Linked DNA regions of Homo sapiens: regions 1 and 2 are each linked to region 3. A link is a loop called in an ENCODE intact Hi-C map of the cell type or tissue named here. Cell type or tissue: heart left ventricle. All regions are shown on one strand. Links, peaks and the distances in the headings refer to the core of each region. The heading gives the core; the rest is flanking DNA. Region 1 overlaps PDK1 (pyruvate dehydrogenase kinase 1). Region 2 overlaps PDK1 (pyruvate dehydrogenase kinase 1). Region 3 has its middle 25 kb from the start of RAPGEF4.

Region 1 (6,466 bases), core at 783-5,782, 120 kb before region 3:
TCCGGAATTGGTTTCTTCTGGTAGGTTCTTGGTCTTGCTGACTTTGAGAATGAAGCTGCGGACCCTCATGGTGAGTGTTACAGTTTTTAAAGATGGTGTGTCTGGAGTTTGTTCCTTCAGATGTTTAGATGTGTCCAGAGTTTCTTTCTTCGGTGGGTTTGTGGTCTTGCTTGACCTCAGGAGTGAAGCCACAGACCTTCGCAGTGAGTGTTACAGCTCTTAAAGGTGGCATGTCTGGAGTTGTTTGTTCCTCCTGGTGGGTTCATGGTCTCGCTGACTTCAGGAGTGAAGCTGCAGACCTTCGTGGTGAGTGTTACGGCTCATAAAGATAGTGCAGACCCAAAGAGTGAGCAGCAGTAAGATTTATTGTGAAGAGTGAAAGAACAAAGTTTCCGCAGTGTGGAAGGGGACCCGAGCGGGTTGCCACTGCTGGCTGGGGTGGCCAGCTTTTATTCCCTTATTTGGCCCCACCCATGTCCTGCTGATTGGTCCATTTTACAGAGTGCTGATTGGTGTGTTTACAAACCTTTAGCTAGACACAGAGTGCTGATTGGTGCATTTACAATCCTTTAGCTAGACAGAAAAGTTCTCCAAGTCCCCACCCGACCCAGAAGCCCAACTGGCTTCACCTCTCCATCCCCCCTCTAAACAGTATACCCCAACTGTTGTTGGGAATTGGGCGATGACCGCTGTAGCTACTTCTTGCTGGATAGGGGCAAAGAAGGGGCCCTGCAGTTGTAGTGTCCTCCAGAGGGGAACTCTTTAGGCCAGTGAAAGGGCCAGCGGGTCAGTCCAGGGGTCCTTGATAGAAGTTGTTAGTTGAGTTCATTTGGGATTCCATTTGTAAGACCATCTATAGCTTGATGGCCTTGATTCTAGAGGAAACAAATTTGACAAGGAGGTTAAAAATACAGGGTCCGAAGGTGAGTAATAGCAAGATGGCTGTCACAGGACCTAGAAAGGGGAGAAGCCATGTTGCCCAACTCCAGAGGTTGGTATAAGAGTTTGAAAGGTGTTGTCTGATTTCGGAAGACTTTTCCTGTAAACGCCGGGCGGCATCTCATACTATCCCTGACTGGTTAGTGTAAAAACAACATTCTTCTCCTAAGAAGGTGCAGAGTCCTCCATTCTCAGCAGTGAGGAGGTTTAGGCCTTGGCGGTTTTGGAGAGTCACTGCTGCCAAAGAGTCTATTTGGGATTGTAGAGTAAGGATAGATTTCGTTATTTCTTGCAAACTGTCTAAGAAATCCTTTGAGAGTGTTTGGTAGTAGGATAATGAAGTAGATAAACTGGCTGTTCCGGTTCCTGTAGCAGTGGCCATTTCTAACTCTGTAAGTAGGGGTATTAGTTGTATGGCCCTGCGCTGATGGACTTGAGCTTTGAGGGGCACTGATAGGGTCTGATTTCCATAAGATTAGAAGTTAAGATAATAAATGTTACACTGTTAACTTTTAGCAAACTTTACTTTTGTTGAAAACCTTGTAAGTTTGGAATTTCAATTATTCCTTGCTATTAATAAGACCTCGTTCAGTCCATATTAACTTAAAATTGGTATAGATGGCTCCTTCCTGATTCTGTAAGTACTTTAAGGTTTGGCTGAGTGCAAACAGCTCGCATATTTGAGCAGACCAATTATTAGGCAATTTTCCTAACTCTGCTTCTACAATAGTTTCCTTATTACTTACTGAGTACCCATTGTGTCTTTTTCCCTTAATCGCCTGGGAGGAAACATCTATTGTCCTGTCCTGAAGGGAGTTCCTCCTGTGTCTGGTCGGACCTTCAGATTTAGATCCCCTGTTAGGAAACCTGCTGGGTTAAGGATTTTTGATAGGAAAGCTACGGGTTGTCAGTGGTCTCAGTGCTTCCGGGCTATGCCCTTGTTTACACTGACAACAAGGTGGTATTGGAGTGTTATAGGGTTACAGAGAAGACCTTCAATTATCAGTTATAGGTTTTAAATTTACCCTGGCTTTTGAAGGAATAGGGTACACTGTTTTTTCTTTACTACTTCTATCTCTCTTTCTCTTTGACTTCTTTGCCTCTCTCTTTCTGACTCCTCTTTGTCTCTTCCTCTCTCTGACTTTTTGTGTCTCTCTTTCTCTCTCTCTCTGACTCCCTCTTTGTCCCTGTCTCTTCCTCTCTCTGTCTCTGACTTTGTCTCTTTCTTTCTTTCTCTCTGACTCCCTCTTTGTCTCTCTCTTCCTCTGTCTCTCTCTCTGACTTTCTGTCTCTTTCTCTCTTTCCTTTCTGCTGGTCTTTCCCTGCCTCTGCCAGCTGCTTATGCTGCTCTTCTCCCCTCTCCTGGAGAAGTCCGCAGACCAAGAACCCACTGGAAGGAACCAATTCCAGACACAATACGACCGAGCAGGCCAGCAAGGAAAAGCAATATGCTTTTTCGAGACCAACCACAAGTCATTTTATAGAAAGAATAAAGAGTTTTAAATGACCAGAGGGAAGTCAGCTGATACAGTACTCAAGTAAACCTCAGCTTAATCATTGTCAATGCTTAAATATTAATTATATTAAATATAATGCATCTCTCAGATGCGGGCTCTGATAGCCCCGTGGTACTCAATGGCATCTATCTTAATTAGAAAAGTATTTCAGTGTGTGTCTTTCTGAATAGAATTTTGTTTTTCTCATCAAACAGGCTGGTTTTGGTTATGGATTGCCCATATCACGTCTTTACGCACAATACTTCCAAGGAGACCTGAAGCTGTATTCCCTAGAGGGTTACGGGACAGATGCAGTTATCTACATTAAGGTAATAGCTGTAGTCTTCTTGATTTAATATTTCTTTTGATGATAAGAACAGATGTCCATACTTAACTGTAATGAAATTTAACTCTACCACATGCTGTTTAAATAGAAAAAAACTATGGTTTTTTGCTGGGGATCTCACCCATTTTGATAGATGATCCCCTAAAACTATGGGGAAAGAGATTTGTATCCTGGAGTGATTAGGACTCTGTCTATTAATAGGAAAAAAATTGGGTTAAAGTAGAGAATCATAAGTTATATATCATACAAGTTTAATTTTAACATAAAACACATGAATGGACATTGATAACGCCAAACTTTTGATGTACTGCCAAGGCTTTTTTTTTGTATATGGGTCTGCAGATTGGAGTGTCACATTGTCTTTTTTGCAAAAGCTGTACTGACAGTGCATCATTTTAGTTTCTTTAAACCAACAAGTGCATACTCTTTTTGGACTTTTATGCAGTCCTTTACAGATACCTCCTGACTGATTTGACAGCAAGTTTTATGTGACTTTCCTTCATGAGTCTTTCCAAAACATTCATCTTAGTTTTCAAGGAAACATTCCCCTTTTTATTCTTTGCTTATGTAATAAATTTTGTAATTATCATGACAGAATTGTACAAACAGATTTGGGAACAAGCACAAGTGACTCTTGGTAAGCATATAGCTTACCTAATGGACACAGAAGCACTTAGTCTGCTTGCCTGGAGTGTTCAATGCATTAAGGAGGGTTCCACACATTTTACATGGTGGAAAAACACTAGGTTCCATCATTCCCCTTCTTCGGCTAACTGGTGGCTGTTTATGCCTGATTTAGTGACTCTAGTTTCTTGTTCTGGCCACTAGATGGCATCTATTTTATAGGAAATGTTGAAGAATTTATATTGGAAAAAATATCTGAAAAGACTAAATTCTTTCTAGATGGTATTTTTTGTTTTTTTAACCATGTCAATTGCGAGGGAAAAGGGCAACATCAATGCAATGTTTTTCTTTTTTTTTTTTTTTTGAGACGGAGTCTTGCTCTGTGTCACGTAAGCTGGAGTGCAATGGCATGATCTCGGCTCACTGCAACCTCCGCCTCCCGGGTTCAAGCTGTTCTCCTGCCTCAGCCTTCCGAATAGCTGGGATTACAGGCGCCTGACTAATTTTGTATTTTTAGTAGAGATGGGGTTTGACCACGCTGGCTAGGCTGATCTCGAACTCCTGACCTCAGGTGATCCGCTTGCCTTGGCCTCCCAAAGTGCTGGGATTACAGGCATGAGCCACCACACCTGGCCTAGTGCAATGTTTTTATGACAAAATGTAACATTTTGATCTAGCCCAGGAGTGTCCAATCTTATGGCTTCCCTGGGCCACAGTGGAAGAACAGCTGTCTTGTGCCACACATAAAATACACTAATGATAGCTGATGAGCTTAAAAAAGATTGCACAAAAAAAAATCTCATAATGTTTTAAGAAAGTTTACAAATGTGTTGAGCTTCATTCAAAGCCATCCTGGGCCGCATGCAGCCTGTGGGCTGTGGATTGGACAAGCTTGATCTAGCCTGTAGATCAAGAAATTCTGGAATATTTAGAGAAATATGGAGGTGAAAGGTTTTTTGTTCTACCTTAGGGAAAATAGAAGATAAGAAGTCTTAGAGAATCATTAAAATTGTCAACATCAAAGACTTTAGCATTATCAGAATGAGATTTTCTTGTTCAGGGTGTTCTGCATCTTAGGAAATGCCTTTGGCCTGGGATGGAAATACTACTGAAAAATCCTAACTTGAAGAAGATAACTAGAAATGTAGTTTATCTCAGGTTCCAGTGACTTATAGGAAGCTGAAATACAATGGAGAATTACTGGTAATAATATATGGAAAACTGAAATCATGCATGATGCAGAAATCTTGTGCACAGTGACTGAAATTGGAGGCCGGAGAAGACACAGATTCAAACCCAGGGCCAATAAATGTTCACGAAAAAGCTAAGATGCCTTAGACATAGATTTCTATTTATTAATAATGTTATAATGAGTTTTTAAATTTTTATGTATTTATAGAGTCAATATCTTGCTTTGTTGCCAGGCCGGAGTGCAGTGGTACAATCATAATTCACTACAGCCTTGAACCCCTGGGCTTCAAGTGATCCTCCTCTCTCAGTCTCCCAAGTAGTTAGGACTACACCCATGTGCCACCATGTCCAGCTGATATTTTTATTTTTTGTAGAGACAGGATCTTGCTATGTTGCCCAGGCTGGTCTCCAACTCCTGAGCTCAAGCAATCTTCCTGTGTAAGCCTCCCAAAGCACTGGGATTATAGGCATAAGCCACCGTGCCTGGCTTGTGATGAGTTTTTTTTAAAGCACAGTGACTATGCTGAAAAAAACACTATTTCTTCTAGTAAATAATTAAAATAGAGTTCATTAAATTTATGTGCATCTATTAAGATACATATATCGATTTGTATGCTTTTACATTTAACCAACTTCTTCAGTTAGCCAACTCTGATCTGGGTCATGTTTTGTGTAAAATTTCAGTCCAGCAGCTTCCAGGATGGCTGGGGAATTACTGTAAGCAACAAACTCAGTCAACCTGCACATCAGTCAGTGCCATAGATTTCATAAATAACACGTTTCAAATATACATACCATTTAAAAGTATATTTAGGTGGTATAAGGATTAATAAGATACTAATAGAATATTATTTAATTTGTCGTAACCTTTTTGCCATTGTCTATTTTCTCAAATAATGAATTCTAAAAAATGCCAGACTTAATAGGTCTTAGGTTTTTCTTTTTCAGGCTCTGTCAACAGACTCAATAGAAAGACTCCCAGTGTATAACAAAGCTGCCTGGAAGCATTACAACACCAACCACGAGGCTGATGACTGGTGCGTCCCCAGCAGAGAACCCAAAGACATGACGACGTTCCGCAGTGCCTAGACACACTTGGGACATCGGAAAATCCAAATGTGGCTTTTGTATTAAATTTGGAAGGTATGGTGTTCAGAACTATATTATACCAAGTACTTTATTTATCGTTTTCACAAAACTATTTGAGTAGAATAAATGGAAACTGAATTCCATTTGTGCCCGTTAAACCTCCTAAAGGATGAAATTGCACCTATTTTACACTTATATTTTCACAGTTAATTGAACATATTTTTAAACAACTGTAGTTTTGGGCAACTTTTCACTTTGTGGTAGACTTCAGAAGTGTGGAAATCTTCGGGTTTCTATAGGAAACTAGTTTTTTTTTTTTAAGAAATACTTTCATTTATGTTTGCTAGAAACATTTTCTAAATGATAGTGATTAGCTGGTTAGCCATCTTCCTGTTATTTGGAGGAGTTCTGCCATCTTTTATTCGGTAGTGACAGCTGTAATATGGTCTTCATGTTTATCAGTGACTTGACTACAAGTAAAGCAGAAAACAGTTGGCCTGTAATCACAGAACCAGCCACCCTTCGGCGTCTACATGCATTGTCTTAGCTCTGAGGTTAATTTACCATTTTTAAATTTTATTGTAAAGAAGTGTAATGACTAGCTCTCTGTGGATCTATGCCAAAATCATGGGCCATCTTTTCTAAGTGTACTTCTGATTAATGCAAGGGGAAATTTTTATACTGAAAACAAACAAACAAACTAGCAGCTACTAAAATAGAGAAGAAATTGAGGGCAAAGTAATATGTCTCCAAAACTGAACTGATTGCTTGTTGAGATTAC
Region 2 (6,466 bases), core at 831-5,830, 110 kb before region 3:
CAGCAACCAGCTAGTGGGTGTCCCTTGATGGAGGCTTTGCAGGCTGCAGCAGAAGGGACCCTTCAGATAAACCTCCAGTCAGGAAAGGAAAAGGCCCAAATAAACAGTATTTAGATTTTTTTTTAAAGGACATAACTACCAATAGAGATTTAAAATAATCATAAGAATACCATTAACTTTATGATAAAAATTTTGTAAGTGGAGAAGAAATGGATATATTTCTAGGAAAACAGTAGAAGATCCATCTAAGATTTTGACAATTTAAATCAACCACTAAGGAAGTGGAATCAGTAATCACAAGTCCACCTCGCCAAAAGACAATTTTTGAAAGATGAATGTTACCAAAACATCAAGAAACTGATAATTCCTGTCTTATAGAAACTTTGAAATGAGAGAAAGCTACCCAACCCATTTCAGAAAGTTAGTAAAATCTCAAAGCTACACTTGAGCAAAGACTGTGAAATATTAATAGACCAATCTTGTTTATGAACATAGATGGAAAAATTGCTGATGAAATATTGGCACATTGAATGTAGCAGTGCATAAAATATTGTATCATGAGCAAAAGGAGAATCTTTCCCAGGAACAGGAGGATGTTTTAATAAAAATATGTAATTTACCTCTCTACAGATTAAAGGAGAAAAACTATATGATCACATCAACAGAAACAGGAAATTCAGTTTCTTTGGGGGATAGTTGTAATTAAAAGTGCTTAACTCACTTATATAAGCCATTAGTGGATGTTACAATAAACCTCGTATAGTGTCAGATGTAAGACAGACATACTGGAATTGTCTATGAGGTTGGATCCATGGGCCTGCCATGGAAAATTTGTTGAGTAATACGTCCAAGGCGTCACCATTTGCCAGGCGTTGCAAGTATCACCATTTGCAAGGTGTTAACAAAAAGTTACCTGCCTATGGATTCTCCTTTCTAACTCTGACCTAATATTTTGGAGCATAGAGGAAAGAAACATCTTATGTTTCTGTGTTTGGGTAAACATTAGACTTATAAAAGGGCCTAGGGTTTTTTTGTTTGGTAAACCATTGCCTTTCCTGCTTTGGTGTGGCAAATCTTCCTTTGGAGAAAAAGGTCCCTTTAATCTTAAAACCAACTCTCAGTGACCAACAAAAGCAACAAATAGGAACAACCACCCATTAAGAACCATCAGGTGATGCCTCATTTGCTGTGGTGCACAGCTGAACTTGATTGTTACTCTTGGATCAGGGTTGGCTTGATAAGGACTCACTTAACCAATGGAAAGTAAGGTTAAATCTTTGTAAGCAATGCTCCTGATGCGAATCACCTGGAGATCTTGAGCAAATGCAGACTGGTTCAGCAGATCTGGAGTGGGGCCTGAGATTCTGCATTTCTAACAAGTTTCCTGGTGATATTAATGCTGCTGGTCTGTGAGCCATACTTTGAGTAGCAAAGGACTAAAGGTTGTGAGATAAACTGCTTTTAGCAGCCCAAAGGGCCAGCTGGAAAGACGAGACCAGTTACAGAGCAAATGGCAAGACAGATCTGGTAATCTGATTCTTAGAGTACTTAAAAAAGATAAGAAGGATCTATTCCTGATATACAGGGTACTTGGTGGATGTGTCCATGACCTCGAGATCGAAAACCCATTAGTTAATCTTTGTGACATCTGAATTTTAAGGATCTTACCCAGTGAACATATAACTAGTGGAAATCCTGATAATTGGCTAATGCAAGGAAGTGATACCCATGTGTAATGCTTATCTTTGTATCCATTTCATGGGGAAGGTCATGGAAGACGACAGCAAACTTGAGTGGTTAATGAGAGCTTCACTAATGTTGTCTGCTGCAGGCAATAAGTGAAGTCTCTGGCAGTGGGAAGCATGGACCCAAGACCGAAAGCTCTGGCACTTTATAGCAGTGGTGGGGGGTAGATAGGACTTAGTGTGGCCCCTTAAAGAGCAAGGTCCAAGTGATTTTCTCTGGTGAATGTCGATGTGGATCTAGTCTCCAGGGTTAGATCCAGGCAGGTAACATCAAAGTCAGTTGATAAGACCTCTTATGCCTGTGAATGGAAGGCCCTGATAAAACTTCATTATTAATGTTCTGCATTAATTTAGCGGATGACTATAGTCATTTCACATAATCTAATACATGAATGTCCTGTATGGGTGACTGCTGAGGGTTTAACAAAGGAGAGTCCATTTATATTTGGCTGGTAAGATCGATGCTTCTGTCACTACTGATGGGCAAGGATATTAACATCAATATCTAAAAAAATTCTGAGATTTGGATTGTGATGTGTTAAATTTCTAGACCAATTTGAGGAGAATTTAACAATAGCTTTTCAATTTATGAACATGGCGTATATCTTTTTTGGCGGGGGGTGAGGACAGAGTCTTGCTCTGAGATTACCCAGGCTGGAGTTTAGTAGCATGATCTTGGCTCACTGCAACCTCTGCCTCCTGAGTTGAAGCAATTCTCCTGCCTCAGCCTCCCCAGTAGCTGGGATTACAGGCGAGCGCCATCATGCCTGACTAATTTTCGTATTTTTAGCAGAGACAGGGTGTCGCCACCTCAAGGGATCCACCTGCCTTGGCCTCCCAAAGTGCTGGGATTTATAAGCGTGAGTCACCGTACCTGGCCAGACATAGCATATATCTTCCTTTACATAGATTGCCTTTGATTTCTTTCATTGTTACTTTGTAGTTTTCAGCTTACAGATTCCGCGCATATTTTGTTAGACTTAAATCTAAGTATTTGCTTTTTTTTTAACTTACAAATTTTTTTAAAAAAACGTTTTTCCTCTCCAATGTTCATTGCTAATACATTTCACGTTTGAATCTCCAGTTCAGAAAAATCATGGCCTCTGGAGTTTTACTGAGGACTAGAGATAGCTAAGTAACATAGTTCCACCTTATTCACTTGGTCTTTGATGTGGTGTCCATAATTGAGTAAATGGCAGTATGTCCAATGGCAACACCATGAACTTGACTTTGCCCTCTTGTCTAGCCCTCTCCATTTAGACTTGGAAGGGTCAGCAGTAAAATTTCACTGGCCCAGTCCAGGGCTGCTTGAGTGTTACTGTTTTGTGCCACAATATGATGTGGCCAGACTACTTTTCTAGTTTCGAGATTATTTTGGAGCTTTATATTGGGTATGTTCTTATCCAACTATCATTAGGGGCATTGATCTCTGATGCCCTTTTCTTTCTTATCTTCCAAATGGCAGGCAGTAAATGGCTTATTAAGCAAGTATAAGATTCAAGATCTCAGCCCCAAAGATACATTTGTAGATGCCAGGCTTAACATTCCTGAGGCTCTCAGAGAAAACTTTTCCCTCTATAGACTCCCCATTTTAAGAAGGAGGCACAGGGCTTGGTTGGCCCATTTAGTTAGTGACACACCTATATTACTCTCCTTGGCATCTTACCCCAGCCCATCCATTGGGTTGTGTCAGTCTTTTATTTCTAAGTGAGGATCCAGTCAACAGGAGGCACAAGAGATAGAACCAAATACCATAATGCCTCCTTCTATTCCACTATGAACAGTCAAGGACACTGGAGGCCTCTGGGTGGGACACATAGGCGTTCAAGAGCCTCTGAGCTTAAAGATATGTGAGTGGAGCTAACTAGACTGTCCAGGTTTGGTCTACACTGTAATTTTTTTTTTTTTTTTTTTTTTTTGGAAGCAGAGTCTTGCTCTTTTGCCCAGGCCAGAGTGTAGTGGTGTGATCTCAGCTCAGTGCAGCGTCTGCTTCCTGGGTTCAAGTGATTCTCCTGCCTCAGCCTCCAAGTAGCTGGGACTACAGGTGCCTGCCACCATGCCCAGCTAATTTTTGTATTTTTAGTAGAGACGGGGTTTCACCGTGTTGGCCAGGCTGGTCTCGAACTCCTGAGCTCAAGTGATCCTCCTGCCTTGGCCTCCCAAAGTGTTGGGATAGCAGGCATGAACCACCGTGCTCAGCCTCTCTGTAAATCTTGAGTCGGCACTGAGCTCATGAAAGCTGTGCTGAGTGGGTTTCTTTAGATTTTCATTTTCATGTTTGCCCCATTTATGCTAATATTAATTATTGGAAAATAATTCACCTACTTTGCTTCTCTCTGACCAACATAGGGGCAGGATCTGTGGAAAGACATTTACCACCTGTTTGAAAAGGTCAGCGTGCTGATATTCACTAACTACTACCCCCACAACTCCCCCTCCCCCAAACCTGATAGATGCTATAATTTCTGCAGTCCAATCACTATTCTTCCCAAACTCCATGAGCCAGATTTTATACATACTTTGCGTGACCATAAAACTCTGTACTATTATAGACATAAAACCATTTAATTTCATAGATACCTTCAGTGGTGGCATCACTGGGTCCTCTCTTGGATAGCATAGTCCTATGACCAAATGGGTCAGTCGTTGATCAGGCTTCATGAGAATATGATCGCTGGGAGAAATATACAGCTAATTTAACAACAAATGACTGTCCTAATTCTGGAGACCTGGGAAGTATTGATGAGAGTATAGTGATCATAAGCAGACATTGGGTGCTTTAGCAAAGCCAATTTGCCTGCATCCTCTGGAAGGTAAAGAAGATCTCCTCTCTCTTAGAACTTAATCAAACTCTTGGCATCCACAGAAGGCTAGGAGGATGTAATGAATACTTACCATTTTTGTGGAAGCCCACAACCTTTTGAATGGCCTTTCTATACTTTAGTGAACCTCCATGTTATGAACCTTACTTCCTCAAGTCTCTTTTGCTGCTAGGAGGCAGACAGTAACTTCGGTAATTAGAAACATCTGCACTCAGCAACATGAAGCACAAGTTCTGTGCAGTTGTCCATATGCTGTCATGAGTTTTGCCATATGTATCATCTGGCTTTCAGAGGACCTTTCATGGTTGTCAGGTTAAGTTCCTGATACAGAAGTGGCATCAGTGCTGGTGTTAATGGCTGCAGTAAAGTCAAATTCCTAGATTTTAGTGCTCTGTGGTAGCAGAGAGAATGGTGGTAGTTTATTTTTTCTTTCCTTTTTTTTTTAAAAAAAAAAAAAAACCTTTTTCATGTTGAAGTTCACATGACCTACAACTAACCATTTTAAAGTGTAATTCAGTGTCATTCAGTACATCCACAATGTGCAATCACCACCTCTGTCTAGTTCCAAAACATTTTTATCACCCTAAAAGGAAACCTTGCACCCATTAAACAGTGGTAGTTTCTCTATCATGCCACTTTTGTAGCATGCTTTGGGGTCTTATTCCTGGGATCTTTCTCTACAGTGGTATGATTATATAAGGGTGGAAATATAAAAGAGTAAGCCTTTAGAAACAGTTTGTGTCTAAATTAGCTCTCAGGCATATTGTCTTCAAAGGAATGTTTTAAACCAGCCAAAGACTAACATCAACATGCTTACATTTTGAGTCCAAAATTAAAATCCAAAATAGCCAAGCATGGTGGCTCACGCCTATAATCCCAACTACTCCAGAGGCTGAGGTGTGATAGAATTTCTTGAACCTAGGCGTTCCAGGCTGCAGTGAGCTATGATTGTGCTGCTGCACTCCAGCCTGGGTGACAGAGCGAGGTTGCTTCTAAAACAAAAATTTGAAATAGTAAGTGCTTTGATTTTTTTTAATATAGAATCAAACAATTGTGAAAATATAATTGGCTAAGTTTCATATACAGTTCTTTCTAAAACTCCTTCTGTTCTCTAAGATGTAGTTTGAACCAGCCAAGGATGATGGCTTCAACATGTCTCCAGTTGTTTTGCCACTCCAGGGCCTGACTCAAACCAAAATAAGACTTGCTGTTACCCTGAGACAAGCCAACTGTCATTGCTTTAGCAACCACTACGGCTACAGGTTGTTGCATCATGCCAAGCTCTGTGTTCTTTCTAACTAGTAGAATGGAGTGGGATGGTATCGTGATGGTGAACCCAAAACAATGGTACTAGGAAGGAGGTTGGCCAAACTCAGAGTGGAGGCTGACCCTGTATCTGGTTGTAGCAGAGTCGGTCCTAGGGGAACAGGCTCAGCAGCAGCAAGGATGCAAGGACCAGAAGGCAGCAGGGGAAGGAAAAGGAGCAGGGGATAGGGGAACTTTAGGAGCAGAGTAGTGTTGATAACTGGCATCTGGAACCTACAGTTTCCAGTTCAGAGCAGTACACCATACTCAGTGTATACTTACACTCCAAGACATTTCCTGGGCAGTGATCTAGAAATGATATTTTTAAAAGGAGCTGTGTTTCAGTGTTAGACTGTAGTTATCCAAGCAGTATCAGATAGTGTGCAGTTTTTGTAGTAAAAGGTAAAAATCTGAATAATAAAGTTTATTAATAACAGTTTTAGTTAATACTTGACTGACATTGAGACCCTTGATGCAAAAAGGTAAGTAGAAGAGAAGGCTGTAAACACAAGACCATCATACCCTGTGGGGAATTTACAATCTAAATATAACAAACATATAGAGTGAGATAGGAGAAAAGAAATGGGATGATAA
Region 3 (6,466 bases), core at 940-5,939:
ATGTCTACTCCATCTTCCCAGAAACAAAAGTCTTGAGAATTGTGTGTTAATAGTTATTTTCTGAAAACCATTGACTTATAACTAGGGACCACACATTTGTTGTAGGGATCTTCATTTGTTAGAAAATAGAAATGTTTGCTTAAAGTTCTAAAGTTTCCACAGAAAAATGGAATTTACAAATCCACATTATACTAACTATGACAATTCTCCAACCAGTATATAAGAACTGTGGAGGAGGGAAGCAGAGTGCTTAGGGAGTGGGGAATACATGGAGGATAAAACCATTTAGAAAAATGACCAGCCAGGCGTGGTGGCTCACACCTGTATCTCAGCAGTTTTAGAGGTCGAGGTGAGTAGATTGCTTGAGTCCAGGAGTTCAAGACCAGCCTGGGAAACATGGTGAAACCCTGTCTCTACAAAAAATTAGCTGGGCATAGTGCACCTGTAGTCCCAGCTATTCGGGAGGATGAGGTGGGAGGATCACCTGAGCCTGGGTGGTAGAGGCTGCAATGAGCAATAATTGTGCCACTGCAGTCCAGCCTGGGCGACAGAGTGAAAAAAAAAAAAGAAAAATTGCCAACAGGATTTAGTGATAGATAATTAAATTAAAACTATGGTTGCTAGTAACTCTAAGGAAAACAAAAACTTGGTTTTTGTTGATATTTAAATTGTCATAATACTATAATTGCTTTAACTGTAGGGGGAGGATAGTAGCAAGAGGAGTGTGCAAGCACATGTGTGGCTTGGTTTAAGAGAGTTAAATCATCAACTATTTTAATAGTTTCTCACGAAATAATGACAAAAAAGATAAATTAAGAAATAGCAGTATACATATATCATTGGGAAATATGGAAATAAATCCTGGGAAAAACAGCCAAAATAATTGATACAGGTTGAGTATTCCTTATCTGAAAGGCTTGGGATCAGAAGTGTTTTGGACTTCAGATTTTTTTGATTTCGAAGTATTTGTACATATATATAATATGAAAAACCCTAGGGATGGGACCCAAGTCTAAACACAAAATTTATTTATGTTTCATATTCACCTTATACATATAGGCTGAAGGTAATTTCATTTTTCCCTTGGGAATGCTGAATAAACTAGTGTTGTCCACCTGTGTTTTGACTGGGACCCATCGCATGAGGTCAGGTATGGAACTTTCCGTCTGTGGCATCATGTTGGTGTTCAGCAAGTTTCAGATTTTGGAACATTTTGCACTTTGGATTTTCAGATTAGGTATGCTCAACCTGTAATTGATAGCTGCAGTCAGAGATGGGACAAAAAGACAGCTGATAAAGAGATTTGTTGTTTCTCTCTCTCTCTCTTTTTTTTGTAGCCATTTAGCACTATGTTTTTAAACCTTTGCAGGTATAATGATGTCATAAAATAAAAATTAATTGGAAAATAGTTAAGGGTATTTAAAAAACAGTAGATGGATAAAACAATACATCTACTACCACCACCACCCTAAGCCATCTTTTCTCCTGGAGTCCTAGCCTCTCGTCTTGTGGGACCATCTCTCCTCACAACTTGCTTTCAGCTATTTCAGCTCCTCTCAGTTCCTCAGCCCCTCACTATTTCAAAAACTCAAACATCTTATTTTTCTTATTCAGAGAAATATATATTCTTGTATTTCATCAAAGTCATCCCTGAGTGCTAAGTGAGTCCACCTACCAAATGACCCATCAATATGTTTTGTTGAAAAAAGAAATGAAGTTAGTTCTGTTAGGGAAAAGGAAAGGCAACGCTCATCCCAAATAAGTTTGCTGTCAGTCTTGAAGCTAATTCTTGCTTAATTTCAGCAAACTTTTCATACATTCTTTGTGAGGGTGGATGTGGAAAATACAGGTAGTCCTTGCTCGAATGGTTACATTGTGTATCAATTTCAGTTACCACCATTCAGTTAAATAACAGCAGTCACCCAACGGCACAATTCAAATTTCAGTTACCATGGCATACTAACTGTGAGAAATTGCATAAAGTGCCAACTTTGCTGCTAGCTCTTAGTTCACAAGTCACTATGTAAATAACGGATATGCATCAATGATCAGCAACTGATCACATCACTTCTTCCAGTCTGTTCCTGATGGGTCACGGTGCATCTGTTATTCAATTCAGTGATGGACAGCAATGGTAGTATGGTCTTCTTATCGCTCAGTGATAAACCCACATGACATTTTACAAAAATGAATAACTGAAAAAGACAGTTTGCCAACAAAGACGAAATTGCAGTAAAGAAAAAAAAAGTGATAATACTGCAAATGAAATTTGAAGTGAACATAATGAAGTTATAGAGGAAATCGCTGACCCTGGGAATGTTGACCCTGCTACCACTGGAGAGATTCTGGGTATGCAGCCAGGGGAACTTAGTGCAGGTGAACTCATGACGTAAGTGACGAAAGTGGCTGTGAGGAAATGGATGAAGGTGTGCCAGAGGAAGCGATGCTGGAAAAAACTTTCACGGTAAAGGCACTCTTAGAGATACTTCACCACATCCAAAATGCAAAGGGTAACATGTTGGAAGCTGATCCAAATTCACAAAGGAGTATGACAATCAGCTGAGACATGTGAAAGATGCTTGTTTCCTACCATGAGTTCTGCAACAAGAAGACTGAAAGCATAATTCAAAGTACTCTTAATATATTTTTCACAAAGAAATAAAACACTTTCATTCCAATGTTTCTTATATTTTAAATTACAATGTGCTAAATAACATGCTAGTTTTAGTATTTTTTCATTTCCTTATACATGTATAAGTTTTAATGTTTTGACATTTCCTTATACATATACAAAGTTTTAATGTTTTGACAACAATTATTAAAGGTCAGGAAAGTTATGAAGATTGCTTTGCATGGTTTAGGCATGCACAGTCCTTTTTATGGTCCTGCACTACTGGGCAAAGCAAGGACTGGCTGTAAAGGAAATTAAGAAATTCATGTTTTCCTTCTTTTCTCTATACCAGCCTGCCCTCTGCTGGAGGTGCCAGAGATCAGTGAAATTGTCAGACTGTCAAGCTACAGACAGGTAGTTCTCAACCTTTTATTCTTTTCAGCTCTACCCCTTTGCTGCCACCCTAGAGGAAGCAAAACATTCCCATGCAAAAGCAAGGATGCTCTAATTCTCAGTCGAGTGAGTCATTATATCCACATTGTGGAGAAGGCTCTCATGCCACTAAACAATTACATCACGTAACTAAATTCTCTCAATGTGATTCTGTGCTCTGAGTGTAACCTGATACAAGCCTATTATTGGAAAGCACATTGGAAGTTATTTAGTCCAACTGGTGGCTATGCCAACTTTCACTGCAAAACTAAAATTTTTCCTAGGTTGTAAATGAGAGCTTAGAGAGCATCCTCTTTAAGCCTAGATTGGAATTTTGACTATGCCAAATTTCCCCTGACATTTTCTTCTCTTATTCCATTCCAGCAATTGTCCTCACTGGCTGGACAATTTACTTCTAGAAATGTTTAGCATTAATAGTGACATAAAGATGTCTCTTGTGACCAACAGAAAGAGCCATAGTGTGTCAGTGTGTTTCCAGAACTTTCAGATCTGCTTCCAAACTATTTTAGTTCAGAGATAGTGCATTAATCTCCTCTTCCACTCTGTCCCTACCTTCCACCCTCACAGTTTACATTTCCAAATAAAGTAACAATTCTTTGCCCAGCAGTTTAGTACAAGCAGTTTAGGTCCGCAGGAAATGCTTAATAAATAATGGTTAAATGTGTGAATAAACTAATATATTTCCATTCCTTAATGGAAGCAACCAAAGTTATCACATGGTAATGAGAATAGGAATTTGGATGCAGGCAAATTGTGCATCTATAAATTTATAGAAGGCTGTCAAGACAGCTCTCTATGGCTGGGTACAGTGGCTTACACCTGTAATCCCAGAACTTTGGGAGGCAGAGGCTGGTGAATCCCTTGAGTCCAGGAACTCGAGACCAGTCTGGGCAACATAGTGAAATGCTGTCTCTACATAAAAATTAAAAAATTAGCCAGGCATGGTGGTGCAGGCCTTTCGTCCCAGCTACTCGGGAGGATAAGGTGAGAGGATCACTTGAGCCCGAAAGGTTGAGGCTGCAGTGAGCTGTAATTGTACCATTGCACTCCAGCCAGGGCAACAGAGTGAGAACCTAGCTCAAAAAAAAAAAAAAAAAAAAAAAAAAAAGAGTTCCCTTTGCTCAAAAGGAGAGGAAGAGATTATAGAACATTTAGGAATATGTTCTTATCTGTCTTATATTTTTGTTGTTGTTAAAAGATGTTACATATATATTAGTTACATATATTTACATATATAATGTACATATATTTACGTTTATTTGCATATAGAGTCATATTAAGACTGTTAAGGTTATAGGTTTAAAAGACTAGGTTAGAAACTATTGTCTTAAACCTCTAAGATTCTGAATTGTCTGTTTTGTTAGAACCCATGGGTTTTCAGTTTCCCCTGTAATAAATTGTAACAAATATAAAAAGAACAAGATAAGTGAGTACTTTTATTTCTAACCTGCAATAGTTCACAAGTAATTTAACATATAATGTGGCTTTTACTATTATTGTTGTCATGGGATCCTTAGGTTGTCACTTCACCAGCCAGGAACCTCTGTGGCTGTCGGCACCTTTGCCCGAGTTTTGCTTGGGCCGCTGGGCTCTTTCTGCTCTCTTGGCCTCGCAGGCTTCACTTGGCTTTCGCTACTGGCTCCGATCCCATGGCTGCCAAGGGCAAGCTAGGCACAGGGCGGTGAGGGGTGTGTGAGCGAGCACGGGGTCCAGCCACTGCACACAGCCAGGCATGCTAGCTGCGGTGGGGTGGGCAGTTCCAGGTGCCGGCATGAGTGCTGGCTTCCTGCTAGGCTGTGGTTGGACCAGGTGTACTGCAAGCGGCTTCCACTGTGGACACCCGGGAATGCAGTGGCACCTGAAGCTTGGAGATACCAGGAACCACAGAGCCCCAAAGAGGGTGTCACAGCCGTGGCTTGGGGAACTCCTAGATCTGGGCTTCCCAAAGAGCTGCAGCTCTTCTCTCCTTGTTGCCCACAATGTGGCAAGCAGGGGTGGAGGGTGTGTTTTGGGCCTGTTTGTGTTACAGCTCTTTCAGTCCCAGCATTCAGCAGGTCCCAAGTTCTTGTCCCACATCCAGGAAGAATGAGGTATGCAGATAACTGCAGGGTGAGCAAGGTGAAGAGGTGCTTTATTGAGCAGCAGTTCAGCTCTCAGGAGACCCAAAGTGAGTAGCTCCTTTCTGCAGGCAGGCTGTCCGAATGTCTCTGTAGCCATCAGCAGAGAGGAGACCTGGTGTGGGTAGCTCCTATCTGCAGGCAGGTCTTTCTGATGTCTCTGCAGTCCTCAGTGGAGAGGAGACCTGGAGTACCTGGAGTGGGTAGCTCCTATCCACAGGCAGGTTGTACAGAGTGTACAGCTCTCACTGGAGAGGAGACTCATGGTGGGTAGCTCCGCTCTGCAGGGAGGTCGTCCTGCCATCTGTCCAAGTCCGGGATTTTATGGGCTTCAGAGAGGAGGACCTATGTGCTGATTGGTCCATGAGCAGCCATGTGTGGGCTTGGAAAAAGTACTGTAAGTTTTCACTCCAGTCCGTGGAACTGGCAGCCTGGTCCCCAGGCTTCAGGTGGGGTTTTATGGGGGACTAGCTCCTTTCTGCCCAGGAGCCTGTCTGCCCCCTGCCACTGTTCATGGTGCCCAGGCTGTTCGAGCTGAGGGATGCCTCCAGGCCCGTGCCGAGCTGCCCACAGTGCCCCCTTGGCCACTCTCTCATGCTTGTTGGTGCCCAAAGTCTGGAGGGGGCCGAGGAGGCAGGGGGCTGGCGTGTCAGCACTGTCCTGAGCATGTGCACACCCAGCCCGGTTGTGACAGCACCTGGGCTTGGTCACAACTTTGCTTTGAAATTGGAGCGGGTGCTGGGAGCAGGGAGAGGCCAGGCAACGCGGGCAGGCACTTCTGTGCCTGTGCGGACAGGGGGACTTCCTGGGCCTCCAGAAGCACAGGGATGCCCAGGTCCTGCAGCTGGGTGGCTGCAGCTGTGTCCGGGAGGGCAAGGTTCCCGCCCCTTCAACTGGGAAGGGGGTGTGGATCCCGTCTGTTCCCGGCTCCCCCGGCTCCATGGAGCGCACAGCCCTGGCTGCAGCTAGTGTCTTTTCAGCAGCCTTTCCAGATAGGCCACTGCTGCCATCACTATTACACAAGTTTTTTCCTCACAAGAGCTGCACAGACACCTCTGGCCACAAGGAAAGTTATCATACCCATTTTATATTTGGAGAAAAGACGACAGATGAAGAAATGGAAATAAATGCCTGATTTTACAGTAGATCTGGGAACAAAACACTGGTACCACTAATTTATTTCACTTCATTAGAGTAGTACTTTTTGTTGCTAGCGTACTCCTTAAAATAGTTTTGAAAAACAATGTGCCTTCTCACACATTTTTATGTTAACATCTGAAATTTT

What was found. A loop is a pair of places that touch in the nucleus more often than their neighbours do. Peaks named below come from ENCODE experiments on the same cell type or tissue, not always from the same donor. Only the 100,000 strongest peaks of a DNase experiment are listed, where the experiment ranks them.
Region 1: a loop joins it to region 3, with 4 times the contacts of the local background. A loop is called at or near these places in 66 of 110 quality-filtered maps.
Region 2: a loop joins it to region 3, with 2.5 times the contacts of the local background. A loop is called at or near these places in 69 of 110 quality-filtered maps.

The regions. Positions count from the first base shown.
Region 1 is chr2:172,590,285-172,596,750 of GRCh38, forward strand. It overlaps PDK1 (pyruvate dehydrogenase kinase 1), which reads left to right. Exons shown (of 11, transcript NM_002610.5): 10 at 2,651-2,764; 11 at 5,545-6,466. The coding sequence ends at 5,685. Among named protein-coding and RNA genes, the nearest start is that of PDK1-AS1, 37 kb to the left of the region's middle. RefSeq lists a silencer at 1,654-1,861. In heart left ventricle, for the core only: a CTCF peak has its summit at 3,608 (motif pointing right); no DNase peak of the experiment used is centred there.
Region 2 is chr2:172,601,729-172,608,194 of GRCh38, forward strand. PDK1 (pyruvate dehydrogenase kinase 1) reads left to right here. Exons shown (of 11, transcript NM_002610.5): 11 at 1-6,466. Among named protein-coding and RNA genes, the nearest start is that of PDK1-AS1, 48 kb to the left of the region's middle. In heart left ventricle, for the core only: no CTCF peak of the experiment used is centred there; no DNase peak of the experiment used is centred there.
Region 3 is chr2:172,707,722-172,714,187 of GRCh38, forward strand. It overlaps a transcript of PDK1 not described here. Among named protein-coding and RNA genes, the nearest start is that of RAPGEF4, 25 kb to the right of the region's middle. RefSeq lists an enhancer at 5,358-5,915. In heart left ventricle, for the core only: a CTCF peak has its summit at 2,982 (motif pointing left); a DNase peak (open chromatin) is centred at 4,720; H3K27ac peaks cover 1,341 bases.